5 separate regions of the Mus musculus genome follow, and all the other regions are linked to region 1. The links are chromatin loops, found by intact Hi-C in ENCODE. Cell type or tissue: gastrocnemius. All regions are shown on one strand.

Region 1 (4,000 bases):
GGGGATCGGTGATCCTCACAGCCATCTATAAGGCAGTGACATCAGGTCATGCTGCTCCCTTGTAAGATAAGGATTGCTGGCCGGGTCCTTGATCAACCCTTGACCACAGGGTAAAACCCTCCACTGGCATCCTTGGTGCTCACTCAAAGCAGTGCCGTCGTCACAAAGAACAGAAATCCAAATACCTTTTGAATGGGACACAACATGGCTTCCTGAGGGCAAGGAAGCACTCCTGGGTCCTCCACATGTAGCAGCATCCAGACAGAAATTTGGCTTGGTTTGTTCACACCTTTGCTGTACCACCATACAAAAGACAAAGATGTCTGCCGAAGTCATCTCAGTGCCTATGGCACCCACCCCTGCAGCCACAGAGAGGTGAGATGCCCTTCTGAGTTATCATAACCCAGTGCTGCTGTATAAACCCCAGCATAAAGATGTCTGCCCTCCATCTTGAGGGTAGCAGTGCTGATGCAGCCACTCAGTAGGTGCAGTGAGCTCCTCGGGAAAACCATCCACGGTGTAAGAATGCCACCCCAGGCTTTGGCTGTGTGTATGCAGCTGTGACGAAGCCTGCATGGCTATAGAGCCTGTCTGGGTCCTTAGCATGCCACTCAGTGTGGCTATCCACAGAGTAAAGGCTCCACTGGGTCATCCCCCAACCCTCAGGACAAAGCCATCTGCCCATCTCCTTGCTGTGAGGCATTCTGTGGGAATAAAGTGCCCTGATCCGAACAAACAAATACATCTGTGACACAGGTTGGCAGGTTTGAAATCCCACCCACGTTCTTAGTCTGTAGAGTATGGACCCAAGAATGCAACTATTCACAGAATAAGAGAAATCCAGTGGGTGAGCAGGGCTCCAAGGTGACACAGTGCTGCACAAAGCTGAGGTCGGCCATCCAGCTTCCAGCTGTGCCTCTGCCTACACACAGAGCAAAATGACCCGCCCAGATCCTGGGGAAACAGATGCAGCCGTGATGGGCGCAGCCTTAACAATTCCAGATCTTAATGTGCAGCCACAACAATGAGGCTACCATCTGGGCAAGGGCGCTCCATTGTGCCTTCGTCCCCAAGATAAGGGTATCTGCCTAGATTCTTAGTATACAGCCAACACAATGGAACAGTAAAAGGACGCTTCTCACTGTGCCACCAGCTCCAAAATAACATCAGCCTGGATCCTTAATGCCCAGATGCTGCAATGTATATATCCACATGGTAAAGATGATCGCTCTTACCATACCCAACCTTTGTATGCAGCTATGGCCACAGAGTGGCCTGCGGGGTCTAAATACTCCACCTCCATTCCCGGAATAAAATCTTCTCTGATCCTTAGTACACAGCCACCACACAAAGGAAGGAAGGACGTTTCACAATGCCCTTATCCTTAGGGCAAAATAAATAAATAAATAAATAAATCAAAGAAGCCCAAATTTTTAGTGTGCAGCAGTCACAATGTAGTTACACTCAGGGTAAGGATGCTCAGAAACACCATCCTCGGGATAAGATCCTCTTAGGCTTTTCAAACGCAGCTGTCAAGATGCACTTATCCACAAATACGGGTTTCTGCTATACCAACATCTCAGGTTAAAATCCACTCGGGCACTTGGTGCTCAGCCACCACAATGCAGGCATCCGCCAAGTAGTTCAGACTCTGTTAAACCATCATCCAAAATAAGGATATCCATTTGATTCCTTAGTGCGCAAGCAGCAGCCATATAGGGTGAGGCACTCTGAGGTTATCTGTGCACAGCTCTGCTGCGCCACCATCCGCGGGGAAAAAAAATATCATGCAGAACCTTAGTGCGCCACCAAAACCATTCAAGTGATCCACCCTCTAAGGTTGCTTCGTTGGGTATCCGTGCGCAGCTCCACTGTGCCTCTATCCCCAAGGTAAGAACATCCGTTCAGTCACTGAAGTGCAGCCACAAATATATGTAATTCCCCAGGATTAAGATAACAAAGAGCTGTACAGGCGTTGGCTGGGTAACGGCATACGCCCAAGTCCCAGCCAAGCGTGGAGACCTCCATGGCTCATCATTGTGCTACAACCACAATGCGCCTATCCACAGGGTGATGGCGAGCCTCTGTGCTAGCGTCTCCAGGGTAAAAAGATCGGCCAAGCTCTCCGTTGCATCGCAAGCTGCAGGGTTCTGTGCTCGAAGGTATCTCAACGCTCGAAGGTATCCTCGCACGAACTGCACCGACACAGATATCTGGGCTTTTTCTGTGCCTCCTTTTGCCCATTCCTCGGTCACCACCACAAGTGAAAAACTCCCGGCTCCGCGGCAGTGTCGCAGGTCTTCTATCCAACCATTTTCAGAGTAAAGGCCGCGGATCTTCCCGGAGAGCCGAAGCTGGCCGGAGAGCCGCGGCAATGATCGTCTACATAGCACCAGCGCTTGGATGAGCTATCACACAAGGCCTAAAATCTCAATAAGATGGGCTAACAAGCCACCGGGTCCTCTTCGGTTCGTGGTCACAGAGCTGTAGTAAAGGGGTTCGCTCAGCTTCCAGCCGTGCCGCAGTCTGCAGTCTTTAGAGACGTCTGTCGAGATCTGGAATGCAGGCAGCTGTGACGCAGTCTGCTGGGCGAGTCCGCTCAGACTTCAGTGCGCAGGTGCGGCAATGCGGCAATCTGCTCGGTGGAGACACATTCTGCGGCGCCCTCTACCGGGTAGGAACGCCAGTCCACGAGGCCGGCAGCCCACACAATGAGGCCCCACAGTTGATCAGAATGGTTCTACTGAGGTAGCAACCCTTAGGGTATCGGTGCGCAGCCACACTGGATGGAGACTTGCAGCCTAAGGGTGCTCCACTGAGTTGGCAGGGAAGGCTATCCACACAAATACTCGGTACACCGCGGCCATGGCAGCAAGGCAGTCAGCGGATCTCAGTGCGCAGGCGTGGCAATGCGACAGAATGCACTTTAAGAATGCATTCTGTGGTGCCATCTAGCGGGTAAGAATGACTCTTGGTCCTTGGTTTAGGGGCACGGGGAGAGAGAGAACGTGGGTACCCCAATGGTGACTGGCGCACGGCCCCAGTGGTATAGCATCTACCTGGATAATCCATGCTGTCACACAGGGTGACGATCCACAGCCTAAGGACGCCCTGCCGGGTCTTCAGAGTGAGGGTGTCCAAGCAATAATGATATGACAAAAATGAATGTCCCACTATGTCTGCAGGGTGACGGTGTTCCACCTAGAACCAGGCTGCAGCAGCAAAAAATGCTCAATGTTAGGAACGTAGCCGGGTCCACTGAAGGCGCATGGGGAACATCCGGCATTGCGGTGCGGCGCAGCCCTGCCCATAGCTCTCCCTGCTTAGCCCCTCCTGTGAGGGAAATTCAGGCTGCCTCACTGTTGCACAGACTGTGAGAGCCATGGACTATCCTTTTGCAGTGGTAATCTGGGTGCCCCAGTGACAAGAGGCCAAGGGTGACCAGTGTACCCTTACTGGTCTGCCGAACCAATAATTTGATCCCGATTCATGTGCGATTTGCTAACAATAAGGACTATGTCTTCCAAAATGAGCTTTAAGAAGCTCATTGGGTTGGATTACCAGGAAGGGCCGGGCAACGGGGTTTCCCAGGGCTCACCGGAGGGCAATATGTGACGCACTAATAATTTCTAACCAAAAGCTGAAAGTTTAAAGTCCCACCTTTTTATATTTCTAAATATTCCAGCAATATGGCATCTTGTAGCAAGGAAGCAAAGTATTTTCATTTTATTTGTTGATCACGCTGGGAAGGGTGCCGCACGCAATGGTCCGAGGGAAGAGCCCCTGTGTCCCTGACACTCCTCTTCTTTCTTCAGTATTCACAGGGGAGAGCCTCATGTTAGTGAGGGCCACACATGAGGCAACAAGAGGCTAGGAATCAGAACCTTCCCTAAGAAATTGAGTAGAGATGTGTTTGTTTCTTTTTCTTTTTTTTTTCTTTCTTTTTTTTTTTTTTTTTTTTTTTTTTTGGATGTGTGTTGGGGGAGGGTTTTTTTGGTTT
Region 2 (4,000 bases), 200 kb after region 1:
AGGAGAATGCAGAAATACGCTCACAATCAACACAGCTCTGACAAAGGAGCACAGAGACCCAACAGAGCAAAGATGGGCCTCCCAGCAGACCAGCCTGAGACTCGGGATGGCCACCAGCTGAGCAGTACATCAAGATGCTAACGGTGGGCTTCACAAATAGTACACCAAAATGGGCCTCCAATAAGGTAGAAGGTTCTACATGTTTATAGAACCTCTTTGGGTTCTATGAAACTTTCCCTACAAGTTGATAAGTGAAAAAGGTGGGTGGCATTTGGTAGAGTAACAGAAGTTTAGATACAGCTCCAAAGTCACTACTCATGAGAAAAAAAAAGAAAAAGAACTGACCAAGTAGATGGCATTAAAACTGAAAATTGCATTTTGGCAGCTAAGCTACCAAGAAGAGGAAAGAACAAGAAGCGCGCTGGAAGAAAATATTTGTCAAAAGTATCACTAAAGGGCTGTTCTGCATATTATGGAAGCAGAGAACAAACAAACAAACAAACAAATAAAAAACCTGTTTTTTAAATGGGATCACCAGAAGAGACATTCCAACCATAAATAAACATAGGAAGAAATGCTCAATATACTTGCTAGAAAACTGTAAATTAAAACAAGATTCTACCACACACCATAGTCCAGAACACTAATGGTACTGTACTGTAGTCCAAAATACTAACAGTTTTGTGTGTCAACTTGACACAAGCTGGAATTTGTGTCACACAGAAAGGAGCTTTCCTTGAGGAAATGCCTCCATGAGATCCAGATGTAAGTCATTTTCTCAATTAGTGATCAAGGGTGGGAGGGTCCATTGTGGGTGGTGCCATCCCTAGGCTGGGTTCTATAAGAAAGCAAGCTGAGCAAGCCAGGAGAAGCAAGCCAGTAACATCCTTCCATGACCTCTGCATCAGCTCCTGCTTCCTGACCTGCTTGAGTTCCAGTCCTGACTTCCTTTGGTGATGAACAGCAATGTGGAAGTGTTAGCTGAATAAACCCTGTCCTCCCCAACTTGCTTCTTGGTCATGATGTTTGTGCAGGAATAGAAACCCTGACTAAGACAGGTACCAAATGCTGGCCAGGACACTAAGCAATGGTAACTGTCACCCACTGCCTTGGGGAGTGAAAAATGGTACTACACTTGGGAAGACAATTTATCAGTTGCTTACAAACTTGTGCCATATGACACAGCCACCGTGGACACTGACCTGGCAGGTGAATGTGCCCACACAGACTCTTCCCATTGGCGTTTATGGCTGCTTCAGACAACCAGGATGTGTGAGGTGAGTATACACATGCCTGATATCATTTTGCAGAGAAGAAAGGTGTGAAGACCATGAAAGGATGTGTGGCTAAAGGGGCCTGGGGGCGAAGAAGAGTGCAAGAGAGCTTCGGGAAGGGACAACTACTTCATGTGACTCTGTAATGATGGATCCATGTCACCAAACACTGGTCAAAACCCAAAGACTGTCCAGCACCAAGAGTGACTCTGATGTGAGCTGTGGACTTCAGCAAAGGACAGGCTATATTGGGTCATCAGTTGTAGCAGATGCTCCACTAGTGGGGCCTGCTAGCAGGTGGGGAGAGCCATGCCTCTGCCCTGCACTGCATGATCAAGTTTTCTGTGGATCTGCAGCTGCTTTGAAAAATAATGGCTTTTTAAAAAATTGTATTTTTATGTATGAAAGTGTTTTCTGCCATGTATGGATGTATACCATATGTGTGCCTGGTGCCTGTAGAGGCTAGGGAGTGTAGGATCCCTTGGAACTGGAGTTACAGGTGGCTGGGGGCCATCATGTAGATGCTAAATAAACTGAATGTATTTGGTTTTCTGCAAGAGCAGCAAGTGCTTTTAACTACTAAGACATCTTGTCAGCCTCATGCCTATCTTTTTTTTTTTTTAACAAAACAAAATCATACAGAGGAAAGTGAATTGATGGAAAATAATAAAAGTCTTGTGTGCTCTGTATTTGTGCCAATGGGATGGCTCAGGGGGTGAGGAAGCCCTGCTGCCAGGCCTGATGACATGCTATCCCGGGACCCACAGAGTGGGGGGAGAGGACTGACTCCTGCAAGCCATCCTCTGACCTCCACATGCAAGCTGTGGCACATACACAGAGAGAAATACATAATTATAACGTCTTGAATTAAGAAGACTCGCTTTCAGAGCTGCTACTAGTGAAGGAGACATAAAAATAACCCATCCCTCCACTATGAAACTGCATACTAAAACATGGCAGAGGGCTCCAGGCAGCAGGAACCATTCCAGGCCACACCGGGGTCACCGGCCAGCAACTAGCTATACCTTTGCAGAGGCTCGAAGGCAGCCAGAAAACAGGACAGGATAGCTGGTGCTAGTGTTGGAGGCATGCTGAGGCTGGTCGGCAGCGTCCCAGTCTGCCTCGCCCCGCCCGCAGTCCTGCTACGAGCAATGCCAGTGTGCAGGGGATGGCATTTCCTTCACAGGCATTGTTCTCTATTTCTCTTCCAGAGAGGAGGAAACTGCTCTAAGCAGGCTGCCAAGGTGACTACAAAGGGGCCAGGAACGCAGGAATGGCTTGACCTAGTCACCGATCCCTGGACTCTAGATGAGCTTGCTCATCTTCTCGGTCTTAGAGGAACTCTCAAACACCGGCCCAACCCCCTCCACTTGCCCACCCTCTCCCACCCCTGGCATCCAGATTCCCTCCCGCCATTGATGTATGTCCTTGCTGCTGGAACAAGAAAGGGGAAGCCTCTGGCATGACGCCCACTGTCTTCTGCATGCTAGAGAGCCGACCGGAGTGGAGGAGAGCAGCAGAGGGCAGATGGGAGATGACTGCAATGGTCACTCCATTTGGAGATTTTAAGCAGCTGGTGTCCCCAGGTTCCATGCAGCTTTCTGCCTAGAAAGTGCTCATGGGCTCAGCAGTGCTCTGGGAGCTAAGTGAGGGTCTATGGTGACAGCTGCAGCAGAACTACAATGCAGACCGCCCAAGAAGACCACAGAGGGCCACAGAGACCAGGACAGCTTCTAGGGGAGCAGCCCACGAGGCTCCTGTGTTAGACAGACAGAGGTCAGCTCTAACACCCAGCACCAGGCACATCAGTCTAATGCCCACTCCCCCAAGGGGTGTCAATCATCCAACAGGAGCTCAACCAACCTCAGCTCCAACCCACCTCTGGAGGGGAGAGAGGAAGGAAGTTACAGAAAAGGAGGCAGGTAACAGCACAGACAGAATCCATCAAGTACATGGGTTGTGGAAGAGAACCTGGCTGAAGGAATCCAGATGTAACTGAGGGCTGACAGGTGCTCGGAACACCCATGTACCCATCCCAACTCATAGTACAACAACCAGCACAGTGAGCATTGCGGGGCCATTGTGGACTCTGCATGATCATCCTGCCTACTCTCTGCTGCCTCCTCCAGCTCTTCCAGCACATGAAGAGAACAGACATCATTCTAGAGGCTTCCTCTGTTCCAGTAGCAAGAGCCATGAACTCTCTGCAGAATCTAAGCCCTTCTGGAAAGAGTCCCAGATCCTCCTCTTGACCCCTTGCACACAATCCTAACAGCTAAGAAGAAAAGCAAGGGACAGGAACTATCAAGATGGCTCAGCGGGCAAAGCATTTGCCTCGAAGACTGACGACCTGAGTACCATCTCTGAAACCACGTGGCAGTAGAGACACAATCCCTACAACTGGCCCTCTGACCTTTGCATGCACACACAGCAGAGTACTCACACGCACACAATAAATAAATTTGTTAAAAGAATATACTTTTAAGGTCAAGGACAAAATCTGCTTCAAAGAGTCACCACACAGCAGTGTGTTGGGTTGAAGATTGAGGGTTCCAGGCCACCCTGAGCTAGTCAGTTCAAGGCTAGCCTGAGTTGCATCATGAGACCTTGTCTTAGAAAAGTTAAATCAATGAAAGACACTGTCTATAGTGAATCACAGTCACTGATGGTACTGAACATAGACAAATGCCAAGGTCCATGTTTAATGTTTTTAAAAATAACCCTCA
Region 3 (4,000 bases), 190 kb before region 1:
AGAAAAGAAGGAAAAGAAGAAAGAAGAAGGAAAAGGAAGGAGGAAAAAGAAGAAAGAAAAAAGTAAGAAGGAGAAGAGGAAGAGGGGGAAGAAGAAGGAGGAGGAGGAGGAGAAGGGGAAGAAGGGGAAGATGAAGAGGAGGAAGGCAACAAAGATGTTCCCCCTGGGAACTGTCAGTAATAGTTAAAACTCTCCGAGATATATGATTAGTGGATAAAAGTCAGAGTTTCCTATAGCAAATGGAGACTGAAATAACAAAAACACATAGCAACATAAACATCCTCACAAAAATGAGATGTTGGACAATAACTCTAACATTATGTACAGAATTGACATCATAAGGAAAACTACAAAACTCTGCTGAAAGAAATAAGAATAAAGTAACTTGGGAAGGCATCTCATTCATGTAGATAGGAAGGCTTGTGGGGTTCAATGTGTTGATCCTTTCCAACTGGATCTACAGATTCAATACAATCCCAAACAAAAGCATAGCAGCTTTTAATGTGGACATCGATGTGCTGGCTCTAAGATGTACAGGAAGAAGGAAGGAACCTCAGAATAGCTAAGCCACTGCAGAAGAACAACACAGTAAGAGGACTAGTGCTACCCAAAGTTCAAGATCTGCTATAGAGTGCTATAGCAATCATGTCAGCATGTCCTGGGGAAAGAAGAAAAATACCAATGGAACAGAGCAGGGATCTCAGAAGTACACTAATGCAAATACAGACTTGGCCTTTTGCAAAAAAAAAAAGTAAAAGAAAGAAGAAAAAAGAAAAGAAAAGGCAAGAACAAATCAAAACAAATTCTGTGAGAACACATACACATAGGAAGAAAGTGATTTATATGCACAATTAGATACTTCACAAAGATTCCTTCAAAATAGAGCACTAATCTATAGATAAAATGCAAAACTATCTAACTCTCACAAGGTAACGCAGGAGAACATCCCAAATGGCAGTAGGTATGTTGTAAAAGACAGTTGAGCAACAGGACCACAGGCCAGATCCAAGACATGAGCCATAAACTAACTGGCAAGGAGAGCTTTAATAGAGACAAAGGCTTCTGTTCCATGGAAGACACTGTCTTAACACCGGGAACACAAGTCACAGGCTGGACATGGAGAATTTCCAAAGACTCGTCTAGTCAAAGATTCTGCTAGAAATATACATAATGTTCTAAAATCCCAATAATAAAACCAATGACTTGACCTAAGAGGCATAGACATGAAATGATACCCCTACCAAAGTAGGGAATAAGTGACATGAGAAGCTGCTCAATGTCACATGTCACTATGGAGTTGACAACGTAAACAGCCAAGAGCTACCATCACACACTTGCCATGAAGACCAAGGTCTCATACACTAATGTCCCCCAGTACAGTGAGGACCTGCAAGAGCAGGAGACATTACAGTTGCTACTGGCGGGAATGTGAGATGGCTCAGTCACTGTGGAGGTCAAAAAATAAAGATATTCCTATCATAGGATCTAGCAAACCCCTCACTACTGCTCAAATGACCTGAAAACGCAGTTCCAGGCAGAAGCCTTCTCATGGATGTTATAGTAGCTGTCCTAGTTCAGCTTTGGGTTGACCCCCCATATGTGGAGTGCTTGGCACCCAGCAGGTGGTGCTATTGGGAGGTGGTGGAAACTGTAGGAGTGAGTCCAGTGGTAGGATGCAGGTTACTTGGAACATACAAGGGAAAGGCTCTATTGTTCCTGGCTCCTTCCCCTCTCTAATTCCTACTACCACTGGGTGAGTGGCTTCTTCCACCAAACCTTTCTACCATAGTGTATTGGTCTTGATGCAGGCTAAAAGGCAGTAGAGCCAGCTGACCATGGACTCACTATAATCCAGGATAAGTCTTTCCTTCTTGATGTTTTCAGATAGCTAACCAAAGATACCAGCACAGTAGCTTGATTGACAACTATTAAAACTTAAATGCAACAATAATGACCTCCAGTGGGTGACCAGGCAGATGATGTGCTATTCAGCACCAAAAGGAAATGAGCTATTGAGCAAAGGGGACATGGGGGAAAATTACATATCACTAAATGGAAGGGACCAGTACAAAAGGCTCTATAACATCCTAAAATTGGTAAGGCCAGAGTATTAGTAAGGAAAGATGATTGGGCAGAGCACACACAAGGTTTCAGGGCAGCCGGGTTATTCTGTTGTGAAGCTCTAATGGTAAAACTGTGTCATAATACACTTGGGCAAAGGCATGGAACATGCAACACCAGGAGTGAGCCCTTGAGCAAAGAGCTGGGCTGAGGGTGAAGCTGCTGTCCTTACATGGGCTCTCTGGCTGTGGTAGATGATCAGTTCTAGGGTTGGATGCTGGAAACACAGACAAAGCCATGGTATTTCATTAGTATCAGAGCAATGGGAAGTTATAAAAATCATCTTCTAACTAAAAAGGGCCAATCCACATAGAAGGCAAGGATCTTAAAGTAGGTACCTAACTACAGAGCCCTAAATTCATAGAGTTGAACATTACAGAGCTGAATGTAAACAGACAAATCCACAATGGCTGTTGGATATTTCAAGTCTTTCTCATTGAACCATACAAAAAAAGAAACAGAAAAACCAGTCTCGGAACAGAAGGTTTGAGTGGCACTAACAGACAAATGACCTAATTAATGTTTGCAGAACCGTTGCCCCAACAGTGGTAGAATATACATTCTTTTCAAGTACACATTGAATATTCATCAATACAGACCATTTCCCCAGCTTTAAAAGAATTGGAGTCACACAAAGTATGTTCTGTGACAATGATGAAATTGAATCAGGCATCTATCTGGACAATCTCCAAACATTTAGAAACTGAACAAGACATGTCCAAATAACTCCTGGACCAAAGGAGAAATTGAATTGGAAGTTAGAAATTATTTTGGAGTGAAAATAAAAGCACAATACATAAAAGTCTACGAAGCATCAATCAGAGGCAACCAACAGGGACATTTGCGGTACTGAATTCCATTAGAGGAAGCAGTACTGAAATATATAACTTCTGCTTCTACTTTAAGAAATGAGGAGAAGAACTGAGACCCAAAGTAAAGTAGGGGAGTAAATAATGAACAGCAAAGTGGAAATCAATGAAATAGAAAACAGAAAATCTATAGAGGAAATCAATGCAACCCAAGCTGGTTCTTCAAGGAGCTCAACAGAATTAACAAGCCTCCAGCTAGAATGAGCAGAGAGGCTGAGAGGAGACATGGATTATCAATAGAGGGACGGATGCAATAGAGGGATGGATGCAGTAACATGGCTACAGTTTCTGTAATAGTGAAGGAAAATAAGGGACTGTCGTGAAAAGCTTTATTTCATTGGAGTTGGCAACTTAGACCAAATATATTCTTTGAAAGACACATTAGCAGAGCTGACCAGAGAAATGGATGTCTTGAATATTCTTTATTATGTGTTACTAAGGAAACCAAATATGTTGACAACCTACTGCTGAGACACATCAGATCCAGATTTACACTGGGAAATTCTCCTAAAGGTTAAAGAGATAACCCTAATTTCTCATAAACCCTTTCAGAAAAAAGGAGTTGAGGAATGCTCCAGCTTTATTTTGATGCTAAAAATTAGACAGGTAAAATAAAATTATAGATACTCCTTGAAGGCACACATTCTTCCATTTTTAAGGAAATGTGGCCCTACATATACATAAAAATGATGCTGTTTCATTTCTACAGATGCTGATCTTAGGAATGCAAGGCTGGTTGAGCATCTGGAAATCAATCAAGGTGACTCACCATGGTCACAAATTAAGAGAGAGAAACCTTATCATCATCAGAATCTAGGCAGAAAAGGCCTGTGACGTGTAAATGGACGCTCATTTCTCATAAGAGCGCCACACACCAGTAATCCAAGAGAATGGCTAAGACTGGGTAAGGGGCAGTGATGGAAACCTACCAGCACCACACACTGGGTAAAAAGACTCAGTGCTTCTCTCTGAGGCCAGGCAGTGGGAGAAGGCCTGGTGCCCACCACTGC
Region 4 (4,000 bases), 210 kb after region 1:
TGAATGGCTTTGCAAAGAAAATTAACCAAAGACAAAGAGGTTGAAAGTCCCCTCTAAAGTCTCATAAAGGAGAATGTTTTAAAGGGCACCAATTGTTCTGGAACTTAGAGATGTGAGGAGGCGGAGGACGGGGCCACGCTGCGACCCTCAGAAGCTGGTCTAGTTTTCCAGACACTTCCTCAGTAGCACTTTCTCGTAAGGTCACCTGCCATTTTCTGTTGAAAACAAAAATGTATTCAGTCCCTCAGGCAGCCTAGGGTGGGGGAGGGGAGCTGCCACCGGGTTGGGCTTTTGGAATCACACAAGCGAGGGAGCGAGGGGGACTGAAAGAACAATGGGAGACTTTGTGAGCTGAGCTGGGTCTCACCCCTCAGTTTCCCTGTCTTTAAAACTGGCTGCAAGTGGTGAGGAAAGGAACTGACGAGACCTTTCTCAGGGTCTGCTCAGCACCAGATGGAGCCGCCACAAGCCCCACCAGCCAGCTACAGGGGAGACAGTCATCGCAGCCTGTGCATCTTTCTTTGTTGCACCTTGCTCTACATTGCAACAGTGCTTATGCTCCTGGGATGAAGGCCTCCCGAGCTGCTCCTCCGCAGAAGGTATCCAATGGGAGCGTGGTCTTTGTTTCTGTAGATCTGACTCACTTGGGAATTGTTTGCCTCCATGTCTTTTGTTTATCAGCCGGTTTCCCCTCCTCAGCGCCGGCCAGTGTGGACCATGACTGTCTGCAGCTCACTGGACTTCAGGAGCAGGCTAGCAGGCAGGCAGACAGAAACACTTTGCCTAGAGTCACTCCTGCCCATCCCAGAGGCAAGGGAAGGGAAGGGAAGGAACACAAAGGGTGCATGAACACGTGTCCCAGGGACCCCTCACCTCTAAGCCACCATCTTCTTTGGTGCCTGAATCATTGTTCCTTTTCCTAACCTCCCTCTGCAGATAGGGGTGGCTACATTTAGACCACAGAATCTCAAGGAACAGATTCCTACTTCAAGAAGTCTGTGAATGGATGCCAGTGAGGTTTGCAGCCTCCTTGCCACCCTGCTGTTCCCAGACGGTGTGCAGCGGCACTAAGTAAAGGAGAGAGGTGGCTGCTTGCTCTCCACAGAAGACAAGCTGAGAGGGTGCTGCATGGCTCCTCTATTCACAAACAGGGGAAAATGATGACTCAAGTCCCAGCCCCTCTGTTCTCATATGAACCTTGTCATTTGCCTGTGAAACCCTCATGACCATTGCACAGATCTGTACACAGCCAGCTATTTGTTGCCATTTGGGAGTGCCAGATAATTACCAGAAATCACTCGCCTAAACCAGCCAACACACGCAGGTCACCCTGTGCCTGCACAGGGAAGAGGGACTCTGCATCTATTTTGCAGAGCACCGATAAAGACAGTTTTATCCTCCAGTTCTGAGGTTTTGGATTTTTGAGACAGAGTTTCTCTGTGTAATATCCCTGACTGTCCTGGACTCCCTTTGTAGACCAGGCTGGCCTGAAACTCAAGAAATCTGCCTGCCTCTGCCTCCTGAGTGCTGGGATTCAAAGTGTGTGGCACCACCAGCTCATGCAGGGATTCTGAAAGACAGATGGAACTTGCACTAGTCACATCTCCATTCCTTCCCAAATGTCCGCCATTTGCCGCCGAAGTCCTTCGTTACCATCAGCTCCACAATGGATCACACTTGATTAAGAACCAAAAGCTTGTTCTATTTCAGAAAAACTCCAGGCCCTTCTCTTTACTGTGATTATAAAATCCCACCAGAACTCATTATTTTGCTGCCTTGTCAACTAGCAGACAAACATCAGGATGAGACAAGGACCGCAAAGTGCCTTCCTCCTCCGGCAGAATTCAAAGGCTGGTAACCGCCCTGTGCCGCAGGCAGGGCCACAATTGCCACAGAGCATTGCTGCCCTCTAGTGTTTGCCTGACGCCGAGCAAGATGATAGCAGAGCTGATCCAAACTACAGGGCCCCACTGTGAATAGATAGCAGGTTGCAGTAAGTCCAGATCTCCTCCCTTTAATCTGCAAAGCGGACTTCAGTAACTGCAGAGAGTGAGGGCCCACAGGTCTGTAGAAGAGGAGCAGGGCTGGGAAGCCTGGCAGCCACCCACTACTCTAGCACCAGCTAAGCCCAACAGACTCCACTCCCCAGACCTTTCCGGTCTGCTTGGAGCCTCTTCTGTGTTCAAAGCTGTCTCCTGAACCGCCTGGGCCTGATAACAGCAGTAGCCCACTGCAGAGCTGTGGAAGGACACAGGACCATCTAACCTAAATCCAGCCTCCCAGCTACAAATAATTCAAGGCTTCCCTGGACCTTTCCAGTCTACCTGAGAGGCCTAGCACTCTTCACTCAGAAGCATGGATTACAATTAAGGTGCCACCCTCTTGCCCTTGAAGTACCCTTGCCCTGTGTATTGCCCTCACTGACCTTTGGCAAACCTACACCAGCATGACCCCTGCTGTCTCTCCATGCTCCAGGCCAGTGAGGCCCTAGCAGCCCACCTCAGACACTCAGGTGGTCTTTTTCCCTCATCATGGGTCCTTGCCCTGTGAAGCAAGCCCTTCGATGCCCAGGGTCTCAGTCAGTGCACATTTCACTAAGTTTGTGTATGCCTGGCATGGGGCATCCCTCCCTCCAGTCCTCTACAAGGACTATAGCCTTAGCATCCCTAAAAAACACAGCTTCAGGGCAGGCGAGATGGCTCAACAGCTAAAGGTGCTTGTCACTAGCCTAACTAAGCTCAATTCTTGGGACCCATAACGGGGAGGAGAGAACAGACTATCCAAGACACACACACACACACACACACACACACACACGGCTTGGCCCATTGTTGAACCCTGGATAGAACCAAGTCAAACAGTTAACTTCAGCATGACTAGAGACAGACATCTATCTCCTCTTGTGCCATTTCCCAGGTAACTGAAGTTTCCATATCAAAGGACCCGGTTTTTGCCTCTCCTGGAAACCAACAGAGAGCAGAACTTGGGGGCCTCCCCTCAGGACACAGGGTGCAGCTGGCTCCCAGTGCTCCCCCACTTTGAAGGCATAGGTGCACTTCCCCACATGAAATGGCCAGCAATACTGGTGGAGTCTTTCTTTAGGGGCGTAATTCTGTGTTTGTCTCTTCCTCTGTGGTTGAGCTGACGACTGACAGTTCAGGTACTCTGAGGCAGCCTCACTCTGGTGACTGACTTGGGGAGCCAGGCCCACAGACCAGCCTGAGGGCAGCACGGGGCTCTACAGCAAGCAAGACTCAGAGAGGTCAAGGAGCTCGAGCTCCAGGCACTTGTAAGCCGTCTGATGGGTGCTGGGGGTGGAACTCTGGTCCTCGGCAAGAGCAGGCAATATGTGCTCATAGCCAGAGCCATCATGCCAGCCTCTGGTTAACTATTAAGTTATCGTCCTCCAAAAAAAAAAAAACCTCTAAGGTGAGCATGGCAACTATTGGAGGTGGGGATGGGTGTCTGGCTATGAGCACGCTTCCTGCGTGTTCTGGTGGGATTATCTCAAGTCCCTGCTGCCCTCTACCCTCCCCACATGGCGGCCTACCCGCTACTGCATCTCACCCTTATCCAGCCCAACAGAGGTCTCACCCGCCCACAGGACGTTTGTTGTCCGCCTTTTGCCTCTCAGAGCCCAGCTGACTGAGGTTTAGTGGCTGTCTGCAATTACTCTGCCTCATTCTCCTCAGATACCAGTCTTTCTGTTTCAGCCTATCTGCTTTCCCCAAACAGTTCAGACTCAAGATACCTCATGCTTTCCTAGAGGTCGGCCGGCAAGCCAGTCCACCTGCACCGCACCCTCCTCTACCCAGGTCTTGCCTTATTCTGCTCTTCAAGCAGACTCCAGCATTTGTACCTTTCTGCTGAGACAGCCCTCTCTGGCACCCTCCCCCTCCCCATCCTAGTGGCTGCTCCCTCTGCTGCCATCATGGCTTCTGTGATGTGTGTCACTCATACACCAATCAACACCTGCCTTCCCTATGAAGCTGCCACCCAG
Region 5 (4,000 bases), 260 kb before region 1:
AGCAGACCTGGTACTGCGCAGGGTGCACATGAAGGAGCCCAGGAGTGATGGCCAGAGAGAGAGAAAAGGAAAGGGGTTGAACTAGGTGCTGCTAGGGTTCGGGGATGGGAGGCCAGCTGCTAGAGGGTTTGAGATGGGGATGAAGTGGCTTCCTTCTGAAAAAGTACTGCTCCCCTAAGAGCGCACCCAACCTTGGCAAAGTGAAGAGAGAGTTTGAGGGCCCTGCAGCTGGGGATGAAAAACGAATTTGACCAGTGGAGACAGATTAACCTTTTATGGGGGAAAACAACAACAACAACAAAAACCGGGAGAGTTGGAAATAGAAAAGGAAGGGGCTATGAGCCCTGGAGAGTGCAACAGCAGTGGCCACACGCTCCCCCTTGTAACACACACACACACACACACACACACACACACACACACACGTCCAGCTGCAGCAGCCACCTGGCTCAGCAGCGCCCTACTGGATACTGCCTTCTAGATTGTTGGGGTTTTGACAGCCACCTTAGTTCGGATAGTGGCTGTGTCCCGGGTGGTCTTGCACCTGCTACCCCCCTTCCCCGCTACTTTTCCCTAGAGATCTCGCAGACCACCACTTTTAAGAGTTACACCTCAAGAAAGGATGGACAGGAATTCTCATTTCCCCTCTCCAGCAGTAGCCTCCCCGCCCCCACCCCCCATCCCCACTTCCCCCAGTGCGCGCGCTTCTTCACTGTTCATTTCTTGATTCCTCTGCTGAGGAGCAGAGTGCAGGAACTTCCCCCCCCCCCGCGCGCGCTCCCCCGGCGAGGCACCCTCCAGGTTAAGGCTTGGAAATAGAACAGGAGGATCTGGCCAGGGAGCTACTAGCCTTTGAGTTTAAGGAAGAAGCCAGGATTCCTGTTTAGGTCTTCTGGGTTCCCCACCCACCCATCCTCTTTAGGTTGCCCAGAGGTTTTCTTGCTCACAAAGCTCCCCTAGAGCAGTGCTGCTGCGGACTGGGACAGACAGAATCACGCTTTTGAGACCCCGGGCTTTGGTTTCCTCGACCAGGCTATCTTCTCTGTCCCTAGCCATGGACGCTGATGAAGAGATCTGGTGACCACCAAGCAACAGCTAAAAGGCGGGAGCTAGAAGCTGTCCATGGAGATAGGAGCAGCCTGTGAATCGTCCCCAGCTGTTGAAAGAGTTCGGAGACTTAGAAACCCTGTGTTCTTCAGCTTCCTAGACCATGCCCCAGCCTCTGTCTACCCAGACGCATAGCCCGATGGACTAGGGGCTTCATGTATGCTCCCAGGTAAAATTTAAAGGATCATGAGTGCACCACAGGGCAGGGGCATCGGGCGCTGTGAGCTATTCCTGAACAGTCAAGTCTCCGTGTGGTCTTCCTGGTACCCGGATGGGGAGCTCCACCTGATCAGGTGCGCTCCCCAAAATTCATTTTGGAAGCCAAGGCCCCCGTGCTTTGCAAGGGAGCCTGGCTGCGGAGTGAGTCACCACAAGCGAGCAACAAAGATTCCCAGCAGCTGGTAATTAATTGAGTCGTGGCTCAGCCTACGACGGAACCCCAGTCAGGCCTCCCGCTGCTCTGGCAGCGGTGGCACCCTGAGTCATGGCCTGACCGTCGGGCCAGCAAGAGGTCCGATAGGGCTTGTGCGTCTCGGCGCCACCAGGGGGCGCTAGACTCCGACCCACAGATCTGCCCACGTTTGAGCCAACCAGACTGCAGCGAGGTCCAAGCTGTCCCCAAAGACAAGTGCAGGAGCTGTGGGGGATGGGCTGAGCTCTGATGACTGGAGTCCAGGCTTTGCTCAGAGAAGCTCCAGTTCCACACAGCGTTTTGGAAAGACGGAAAGGCACTTCAGTTTGTTTTATAGGTGAAGGAAAGGCCTCCTGTCCAAGACCACAGAATTACTCCCATCTAGAACCCATTGTCCCCGGGCTTCTTTCCAGAGTTTCCTCCAGGATTCCAGTTTCTTGTCCACATCGCACAACCCAGTTTTTGAATGTCTTTTGACTCCTTGGAGAGGAGCCTGGGTCCTGACTATTCGGCCTGCATCCCTAGTCCCCATTCTCTTGGGAAAGATGCTCAGTTCCCACTCCAGGATGATGCTCAGTGAGTGCTTGCTAGGATGGTGGCAACAAACACACACACACACACACACACACACACACACACACACACACACCAGGGGTAGTTCTGGGAGTTTCACCTCCGAGGGTTACGTGCTGAACCCACGGATTTTTTTTTAATGCTCAAAAAAAACCCCAAAAAACAGTACAGTGTTTTTGTCTGTTGGATAATTGCCAATTAAGCTCAGAAATTCTTCCTGTCTTTGTCTTTTGTCTGGCATGGGCTCCCCTGTCCACCTTTGAGTCAATGACAGCTCTCCCCCCCCCCCCCCGTAGTGCTGCAGGTTCGTAGGTGTAACCCTGGGGCATCTTGACTAGACTTGGGCATGAGTAAGAGGTTTAAGGAGGAGCAGAGACAAGAAGAGAAAGGCTTTGAGGGCATCAATACAGGGCACAGCTGTGGCCAGTGAGTGGGCTCACAGCCTCTCTGTGCCCCTTTGGGAGTCAGTCCCTAGACCTCCCTTCCACTTTGGCTCTCTCTTTAATAAAAGCAGATGCATCTTATTAGCTAATAAAACACATCCTGGTTTTATAACTCTGCCGCCTACTTGTTTGTTCTGTTCTGTACACACATGTCTGCAACCCTTCCTCCAGCCCTTTCACCAGAGAGGGCATATCCTAGCCCCACAATGCATGAGGACAGAACTCCCAAGCCAGTACTTCTTCATACACACACACCCCACTGTGTGTCTAACCACAGGGGTTGCTGCTGAAGGGACTGAAGGAGGAAGGGAGAGAGAGAGAGGAAGGGAGGAAGGAGGGAGGGAGGGAGGGAGGGAGGGAGGGAGGGAGGGAGGGAACCAAGAGAGGGAAGTACAGCACTCTGTGCCAATTATCCCAGGCTGGTGCCACTGCTAGCCCAGGGCAATTTCTTTTGGCTGAGAAGAAGCCAGCACTGTCAGAGGCTCCCTGGACATCATGAATCGTTGGGAGTGCCAAATGCATTGTCGCATTCATATCTCCCTCTCTGAATGCAGGCAGAGGGCACAGAACTATCCCCACGTTCTGCAGGTGAAGCTGAGTTCTCTCATAGCCCCAGCTGGAAGTGGAAGCTTCCTACCAGGGAGCCCTGGATGGTTAATACTGATTGTCAACTTGATAGAATCTAGAATGGGCTAGCCTTTGGGCACAGCTCGGAGGGATCAGCTACAGTAGGTTGATTGATGTAGGAAGACCCACCTTAACTGTGAACAGCAGCTTTCTTTGGGCTGGAGTCCTGGACTGACTAAAAGGGAGAAAATGAGCTGGGCACTAGTGCTTACTCTCTGCTTCCTGCCTGTGGATGTAATATGACCAGCTACCTCTAGCTCCTGCCATTATGCTGTCCTTGTAATGATGAGCTATCTACCCTGAAAGGGGGGGTCAAAAGAAGCCTTTCCTTTCTCAAGTTGCTTTGTCTCCGAGTATTTTAGAATGACAACAGGAAAAGTGGCCAATAGAAGCCCCCTAAACAGGAGCTCCCTCCAGCCTTAGACATGCTCCAAAGCCATGCAATCGGCGCAGTGGGTAGTCTGCCTTCATTTCAACCTTCCAGCCCTGTCAGATTCCAAGAAAAGCACCCCAATGTGGGGCAGAAAGCTTACCCAGCGTTTCCCAAACAATTCATATGTGAGTGAGTGTGTTCTGTGGGTACCCCATTTCACCAACACTGAATTAAGCAGAGGAGAATATGGGTCTTCTGAAAGGCTTTGGTCTGCTAACAAGGATTCTCTCTCTCTCTCTCTCTCTCTCTCTCTCTCTCACACACACACACAGACACACACACACACACACACACACACACACACACTAATACTAGTACTATTATGGGGGACTCCCAAACTCACTCAAGGATGGAACTACCTGTGGGTGAAGCAGCATCAGGTCCCAGAAAGCCATTTCAAAAGCC

The links. Peaks named below come from ENCODE experiments on the same cell type or tissue, not always from the same donor. Only the 100,000 strongest peaks of a DNase experiment are listed, where the experiment ranks them.
Region 2: it touches region 1 in a loop (2.0-fold over the local background); 19 of 42 quality-filtered maps call a loop at or near these places.
Region 3: it touches region 1 in a loop (2.3-fold over the local background); 10 of 42 quality-filtered maps call a loop at or near these places.
Region 4: a loop joins it to region 1, with 2.6 times the contacts of the local background. A loop is called at or near these places in 19 of 42 quality-filtered maps.
Region 5: a loop joins it to region 1, with 18 times the contacts of the local background. A loop is called at or near these places in 13 of 42 quality-filtered maps.

What each region holds. Positions count from the first base shown.
Region 1 is chr15:72,807,425-72,811,424 of GRCm38, forward strand. All of the region lies in intron 16 of Trappc9 (trafficking protein particle complex 9), which reads right to left. It overlaps Peg13 (paternally expressed 13), which reads right to left and starts at 2,900. Exons shown (of 1, transcript NR_002864.2): 1 at 1-2,900. In gastrocnemius, CTCF peaks have their summits at 1,795, 2,733 and 2,934 (motif pointing left); DNase peaks (open chromatin) are centred at 1,790, 1,994, 2,625, 2,901 and 1 more place; H3K4me3 peaks cover 3,919 bases; H3K27ac peaks cover 2,391 bases.
Region 2 is chr15:73,006,984-73,010,983 of GRCm38, forward strand. The region is part of intron 7 of Trappc9 (trafficking protein particle complex 9); the gene reads right to left. Among named protein-coding and RNA genes, the nearest start is that of Gm31665, 37 kb to the left of the region's middle. In gastrocnemius, no CTCF peak of the experiment used is centred here; DNase peaks (open chromatin) are centred at 2,362 and 2,734.
Region 3 is chr15:72,613,166-72,617,165 of GRCm38, forward strand. All of the region lies in intron 20 of Trappc9 (trafficking protein particle complex 9), which reads right to left. Among named protein-coding and RNA genes, the nearest start is that of Kcnk9, 67 kb to the left of the region's middle. In gastrocnemius, a CTCF peak has its summit at 1,614 (motif pointing right); no DNase peak of the experiment used is centred here.
Region 4 is chr15:73,021,184-73,025,183 of GRCm38, forward strand. The region is part of intron 6 of Trappc9 (trafficking protein particle complex 9); the gene reads right to left. Among named protein-coding and RNA genes, the nearest start is that of Trappc9, 38 kb to the right of the region's middle. RefSeq lists an enhancer at 1-2,136. In gastrocnemius, a CTCF peak has its summit at 1,909 (motif pointing left); DNase peaks (open chromatin) are centred at 353, 1,611 and 1,899.
Region 5 is chr15:72,547,926-72,551,925 of GRCm38, forward strand. It overlaps a transcript of Kcnk9 not described here. Among named protein-coding and RNA genes, the nearest start is that of Kcnk9, 2.2 kb to the left of the region's middle. In gastrocnemius, a CTCF peak has its summit at 1,649 (motif pointing right); DNase peaks (open chromatin) are centred at 451 and 1,704.